Linked DNA regions of Mus musculus: region 2 is linked to region 1. Evidence: chromatin contacts called from ENCODE Hi-C or POLR2A ChIA-PET data. All regions are on one chromosome and are shown on one strand. Each heading gives the region's core, a stretch centred on a gene start or an enhancer-like site at or near the end of the contact. The rest is flanking DNA. Distances are from core to core; before and after follow the strand shown. Region 1 overlaps Rab3gap1 (RAB3 GTPase activating protein subunit 1). Region 2 holds the start of R3hdm1 (R3H domain containing 1).

Region 1 (3,570 bases), core at 642-3,141:
CAGCAGTCCGTTTTATTAGATAAACAATGCCATTTTAGACCAACCCCACACTGTAGAGTTCTGTCATCAATACCCAGGAAAGCAAACACTGTCCTGTCTTGTATTTGTTCTGGCCCCTCATGCCTCAGCCCGTATCTATGGGTTTCTAAGAAGCAAAGTCCAGCATTTCAGAGGAAAGAGTGCTCGCTGGGAAGTCTAGGGGTTGGCCCCTGGCCCTCATATACCCAAACAGACACGTGTCTGTGCACACCATACAGATAAATATATATATATATACTCTTTTTTTTCTTTTACAAAAATAACACAGGGCTTGTGTAGGTCTATTAATTTTTAAAAATCACACAGGCGGAATTTACACTTCACCATAACCATTTTTTACTTTGGATTCAAGTGGGAATTTTAGGTCCCAAAATAATTTACAATCACCAAGGAGAGGTCCCGCAGCAGCGTACTGATGCATTCTGAGCTGCAGAGGACAGAGCCATCACCCCTGCACCGGGTGCTTCAGCCCACTCACAGCCTCGGCACACACACCACAGCTCACTAACTGCATGGTGATCTATGTTCCCAGGATGTGTGTTCAACATGTGCTCGTATGATGTCATTAAATACCATCCCTAACCAGCAACGCAGAGAAGTAAAGTGCAAAGCAGGGGTGCAACCAAGAGGACCGAGAGATCCTACCAGACAGACAGACACACAGACAGACACACAGAGAGAGCTCTAATCTGCAGCTACATTTCATGTACAGATTTATCAGAAGAAATGCATTTGGTTAGTGGCATGGAAAAAATTGAAATTCTAGTCTTTCTCCTAGAATATTCAAATGCTCATGAAACAGCATAATAAAGCTGACCATCCATCTGGTGACTGAATAAACAGAATGCTACGTGGCAGTTTAAAAACACAGATCCTGGGACTAAAGGCTCTACCAGCAAGTGTCCAGAATGTGAGTTAACGGATACTCTACCTTGCATATGGAATACTAGTAAGGATAGCTACTAAGTGTCTACACAGATGACTGTCACAGGAGAATGAACAAACTCTGTCCCCCAAGGTAAGAGGCCTGCTGATGTGAGGTTCCCCTAACACAGGCCACCTCCCCCCAGGTGGAAGTCTCTGACACCTCAAATCTATCCATCTGGCTCAAGCTTGGTACTGGACATGCTTCTGGATGCTGGTGTGACTCCTGCTGCTGGTTCCACAAGGGCGTCTCAGGTGCCCACGGCAGGAGCTGCCGCTCCTCCTCCTCCCCCTAGAAAAAGGAGGTGTCTGAGGAAAAGGCACCCGCGAGTCTGAAGTCCTCCTTGGTGAGTACGCTGTACATACGCTGTGGCAGGGCCTTGGAGTAGGGAGCAGGCCGCGGCACAGTGGCCCTCAGGATCAGCTCCCGGCCTGCAGGTGGTGGGAAGTCTGACACCAAGGTCTGTCTTCTCTCCTCTGGGCAGCCTGATTTCTTAAGCTCCTCCTCTGGCAGAGCCACTGCCGCAGCCTTGAACAGAACAGAACACCAAATTCAAGAGCCAGTCGAAAGCTACATTACCCAAGGGCAGATGGATAAACACAAGAAACACACAATGACCTGTGTCACTTGGAAATGCATTATATCCACTGTGTGTTATGATTGCTCAAAAGAACAAAAACAGAAAAGCAGAAAGCTGGAAAGAGCTTGGGCACTAGTGAGGCAGGCAGAGGTGGGTGACCAGCACTCTGCTCTGAAAAGCAAGGGCATTGGGGCTCCTCAGCAGTGGCAGAGCTGCACTGGTGCCTGCATTTCTGCAGGCAGTGACTCACATCTGAGTTAGACGTTAACAGGACAGACTTACTTTCAAGTCGAGAAAGGCAATTTTATCTCTGCTCTCTCAGCTAGTTCTTTTTTAGATTCTCTTGCCAAATTAGAACCAGGAACACTGGCTTTGACTACTGGGCATCTAATGTGACAGCAAGCTAACAGATGCCCATGGCCATAGCCACAGAGGAAAAGTGCTCAAAGCTGAAGGCATTGCTTGTACATTCAAACTGCACCAGTGCAGCCAATGGGAGCCTTCAGAACGCAATACTGTCCTTCTTTCATGATTCCACTGCTTGGGAAAATTCTTTGGGCAATGGAAACATGAAGTCAAGTTAAGCTGTACAGCCAGAGGGGATGCCACATCCAGCCGGTTAGAGATGGTTAGTTAAGATGACCTTATGAAGTTAGAGGGATGGGGAAGGACAAAGAACTATGAGGGACATAAGGCCATGTTGTTACCTCATCAGAAGATTCAGTCAGCTTGAGAAAGGTGAGAAAAGAAACAGTGATGAAAGGGACCGAGGGAGCTAAGGGCCGGGGCAGACTCGGGGGCACATCAGGAATGGCACGCACTGTGTGGGCATGACTCCATCCAAGGGCACTGAAGGTGCACAGAACCACATCACAGACCACACATGGCCAGCAGAGGCTCAGGCTCATGCATCTGACGGCTCAACAGGTGAAGTGCAGGGTCATTTAATGAGGAAATGACAGAAAACCCTCACTCTTTCAAACAAGATGCTGTTTCAAAAGATGCTTGACAAACCATAAATTTAAGGACAGATGTGTAGAAATAATTCAACTTAGTAAGACCGGAACAAAGCAGTTATTTTTGCTGAATTCTATTTAAATAAGTACATACCCAAACCTATATGGTCTCAGTCAACTTTATTACAGTTCAGAATTCTAATATTTTACACTTTGGGCTTGTGGGAGTGGGGCACTCATGTGTGCATATGCCACAGCACACACATGGAGGTCAGAGGACAGCTTTCAGGAGTGGGTTCTCACCATTTGGTATGTAGCTTCTGGAGAATAAACTGACAAAAGACTTGGCAGCAAGGGTTTACCCCTGTGCCGTGTCACTGGGCCTACAGTTTATAATTTTGAAGAAAAGTTCTAATATGAAGCTAATGTGTGCTATAAAAATTCAGCTACGCCTTAAATATAATTAAATCTTCCTTTGTTAGTAAAACTGGCACAGAGTACCTGCTCACCATGAAAAGTTACATAAAGTCAACAGTTCACTGAGCCAGATAGTGAGAGCTGAGTTAAAACACAACACAACCATGTGCTGGTCATCACATGGGTTCTGAAAGCGCTGACTACTGAGGTAGACTGAGAAGCTGTGCTGTGTGAGATACACTCACAACCTGAGGGTCTTGAGGAGGACCCCTGAGAGGCAGCGTCCGCCTCTTAGATATGATAAACACCGGAAGTAGAAACCATGAGGATCACAGCAGCCCGAGTGATGAAACATCCGTTGGTGTGTAAGACTTAAGTGCTCAAGATTGAAGAAACTATGACTAATCTTTGTTTTTCTAGCAGCTTTGTAGTCAGGGAAGGACCGAGGGGACTGTTCCAGTTTAGGGGAGTAATTCTGATCACCCCAAACAAGCAACACCCTTAACACTAAAGACCTAGACACTTCTGATTTTAAAACTTAATTCATGATTTTCTCAAAAGTTAGTAAAGAGTTGAGTCTTCCCTACTGAGGAGACGCAGCAGCAGGAGTGACAAGGACACTGCTGGTCAGCCTCTGGGTTAGATGGCGGAGA
Region 2 (3,570 bases), core at 286-2,785, 160 kb before region 1:
CTAGGCTGAAAAAGCAGAGTGGAATTTGAAAAGATGGGCACACTATCAAAATCTGATACAATTATAAGACAATCCCCTAAAATATAAAGACATAAAATCTGAAGAGAATGATATTTCTTCAGTTAAATGGGTAGCTACATGAACTCTACTGATTCAAGTATTATAAGGAAGGGGCTTCGAGGTTGATTTCATCTTTTTATGACTCGATGCTCTTGGAATCAATGACATTTAAATTTAAGAGGTTTCTTTAGCTGGGCGATGGGGGGCCACACCTTTGATCCCAGCTCTTGGGAGGCAGAGACAGGTGGATTCTGTGAGCTCAAGGCCAGCCTGGTCTACATTGTGAGTACCAGGACAGCCAGGGCTACACAGAGAGACCCTGTCCAGGGAAAAAATCTAAAATAAAGGGGAGTATGGTATGAGATTCTTTAACGTGACCCAGCCAAACTATAACCTTAGGAGTGGGATATGTGTGTTTGTGTGTATTCATTCATGCTAGAAATTCTATTTTTACCTCTTCAGAAATGCACCTTATTATTTAGTAAGCAGCACTGCTTTGGAAGATACCTCTTCACCTCTAACTAGTTTAGGGGACTTGCTCTCTCAGGACCCAATTCACAGAAGTCACAACAGCCAAACCCAATTTTGTTTCTCCTTAAAAGCAACTTCAGACAACAGTGACAATCTCTGGTACATAACCACAAGAAGAAAAAAAAAAAAACTTCTAATATACAGGGATGGAAAGGGGGGAGGGGGATTTACATCATAACGTCCCCCGTAGGTTCGTCCATCAACGACCAAGGCTCTGACAGTCATTCAACTTTCTTGCTAATTTCCCCACTGTGTTTTTTCTAGCAGTACGGGCAGTACGGGCACGACGTGCTGTTTCCCTTTTGGTGTGTGTGACAATTCCCCGGAGCGGGGGTATCAGCCCCGGGCATCTGGTCCAGGCCCCGGAGAACAGTTCCGCGAACGGTCCCTGCTCCAGCCTGGCCTGACTATGTTGCTTTTCCCCTCCGTCCTCCCCGGATCTCCAGGGCTCGCAAGAGCAGCAGCTGCAGCAGGGACGCTCGGGAACCTGTCCCCAGCTCCCCCGCTAGGCCTCAAGGGGTTGGCGCTGCACATGGCCCCCAGCGAAGCGGCGGGCACCGCGCGGTGGAGGCGACTAGAGGGCTCGCCTCAGAACCCGACGGCCCCTGGCGGGCCGGAGGAGAGGGGAGGGACGCCGTCTCCTCAGCGCTTAGCTCCCCGGCTGCCTCACTCTCCCGCTCCGTTAGCGCTACCGGTTGGCGGGCGGGGGAGGGGAGCGAGCGCGTTATTCCCGGGGCGCCGCGGGGGAGGGGACAGCATCTCTTACCCGCGTTACTGAGAAGGAGCAGGAGGAGGTGGCGGGAGCGCGGCACAGCGGGGCGACGGCGGGGCCGGCTGGTTGCAAGGTAGAGTCTCACGGAAGGGAATTAACCCCATCACCAGCCCGGACACCGGCTCCAGCGGCAGCCGCGGCGGCAGAATCCCGCCCCTTCCCACCACGCACTGGCCCCGCCTCTCCGTCGCGTTGACGGAAAGCAGCCTACCTCATACGCTAGGTCAACATTAAGTGACATACAAATTATCCAATCAGCGTTTGAAAACCACTTTCGCTCCACCCCCATTATCACTGCGGGACAGCGGGAGAACGGGACTAAGTCTATCTCCACCCACAAAAGAAAAAGAACCAATCCCGGGCAAGTTGTCGTCCCTGAACGACGTAAGAGTCAACCAATGATAAAGCTAGGAGGACAGCCATTTTGCCCACTTGTGAAAGAGCCACCTTTCCCACGAGTAGAATCCTGAGGTGGGCGAGTTCCGGGCGATTTTAATCACTGGAGATGTGGTAGACAACTCTCTTTCTTCAGGGAATGATTATAGAGCTTTTTAAGGATGAAAGGACAATTTTGTCGTTCATGTGGGAAGATGAGAGGAAGGCTTTAAGGATGTGGCTCCGCCCCTTAGCGGTAACGGGTTCCAGGCTGAACACCTGGTTCCTCCAGTCTTAGTGGTGGAGGCAGGGCTTCTGAGCACTTTGGCTCCTGCGACTACAGTTCCCAAGATGCTTTGAGACCCTGTTTTCCTCATTTTGCTTCCGGTAGTGTTTCATGGGAATTGTAGTTCTTGAGAGGTTACGGTGTAACCTCCTTGTCTAGATGAGTAAGAGGAAATTTTTGAATAATTTGGAGTTGAGAATGAAGTCGCAAGGTTCTAGTCAGGTCTTTTCGCATCGCTAAAGGAAGGAGAATATAACAGGGTTGGGAATTTTCTCAACACATTACAATGTTTTAGAGTGCTGGTATTTGAACTCTTCCAAGTCTAGGTCATCCGTTTAACGTCACTTCCGCTTAGTTGAAGACGCTTGCAAAAAGTTTGGCGGGAGTTGAAGATTATGAAGCTAGTGCTGCATTTTGGCGGACTGTATAGGGCAAGAGATGGGAAATTGACTGCACTTTAATTGCGCTATAAGAAAATAGTGGGTAACAGTCGGGCGTGGTGGCTGATGCCTGTAACAGCTGGAAGCTGAAAGGTCGCCGCGAGTTCATAGCCTGGGCTACAGAGTGAGTTTTAAAACAGCTGGGACTACAGAATTCACCTTGTCTAAAATAACCCCCCCCCCCGCACTGCCCCCTCCCCCTAAAAAAACCCATCCAGAAATATGAAATGGCATGGGTGTAATTCTCGAGCCTGTAATGTAATTTTCTACTTTGCTACTTAGTCTTGCAGAGCCAGTGTTTATCAGATCTGTTCACTCTTGAGTTTGTAGAGGATGCTTTAATTTGCCTTTAGCTACTGTCTGTGAAGCAGCATAGGTTCATGTCCTGGAAGGTATTGGAAATTCTGAACTAATTCCTCCCATTTATACAAATAGTCCCCAGAAGTCAGAAGTTGCCTTTGAACAGGATCTTAAAAAAAAAAAAGTCTCCTCCATCATTTTTATGGAGACTTTGTCTTACTACTTTTCTCATAAATATTTATTGAGCACTTACACTAGTGGTAAATATACTAGGCTTAAAGGATTGAAGAGTGCACAGAAAGGTAAGTTTTGTTTAAAACGAGTTAGAAAGATTAAGCAAAATTTATGTTACTTGGTCTTTTTAATATCTCCAAATTTAGCATCTTCATAGTTATGTTTTGTGTGTTGATTTGGTTTCCTCTTTGCTTTCTACTTTTAGATTTAAAAACCATTCCTTTCTATTTTCATTATTTTTATTGAAGTATTAAGTCTGTGTCCAGAACTGTTAAGAGGTGTTTTATATACTATGTGGATGAGAGTCCTAACTAGTGCAATCCCAGAGACAGAAATATATCTGCAACTTCCAAGCAGACAAAACACTCTTACTTTTTTAAAGAAAATAAATGTTTTTGCTTTTCAATATAATACTTTCACGTGTGTGTGTGCAAGTGTGTGTGTGTGCTATATGAATATTAAACAGAAGGCATCATCCCCATCTAGGAGTTAGAGTTTCAAGTGATAACTTAGCATTGTCCATAAATGCTTAGTTGGGATTTTTTTCATAAGTCCTTCCAGAGTAGAAGTCA

What was found. A loop is a pair of places that touch in the nucleus more often than their neighbours do. ChIA-PET counts read pairs that join two places held with the same protein, here RNA polymerase II (POLR2A).
Region 2: a loop to region 1 is called in a map of adrenal gland, with 1.8 times the contacts of the local background. The contact joins the promoter of R3hdm1 here to the enhancer-like site in region 1. A Hi-C loop is called at or near these places in 1 of 37 maps with a recorded cell type or tissue (adrenal gland). POLR2A ChIA-PET finds 5 or more read pairs at or near these places in 1 of 5 experiments (Patski).

What each region holds. Positions count from the first base shown.
Region 1 is chr1:127,940,296-127,943,865 of GRCm38, reverse strand. Rab3gap1 (RAB3 GTPase activating protein subunit 1) reads right to left here. Exons shown (of 24, transcript NM_178690.4): 24 at 1-1,492. The coding sequence ends at 1,256. Among named protein-coding and RNA genes, the nearest start is that of Gm28800, 19 kb to the left of the region's middle. Within about 2 kb of position 1,891, at least 1 of the 3 ENCODE cell types and tissues checked has a DNase peak (open chromatin) inside an H3K27ac peak, as active enhancers do.
Region 2 is chr1:128,101,271-128,104,840 of GRCm38, reverse strand. R3hdm1 (R3H domain containing 1) reads right to left here and starts at 1,535. Exons shown (of 27, transcript NM_181750.2): 1 at 1,358-1,535. Zranb3 (zinc finger, RAN-binding domain containing 3) reads left to right here and starts at 2,370. Exons shown (of 21, transcript NM_027678.3): 1 at 2,370-2,588. It also overlaps the pseudogene Gm29383.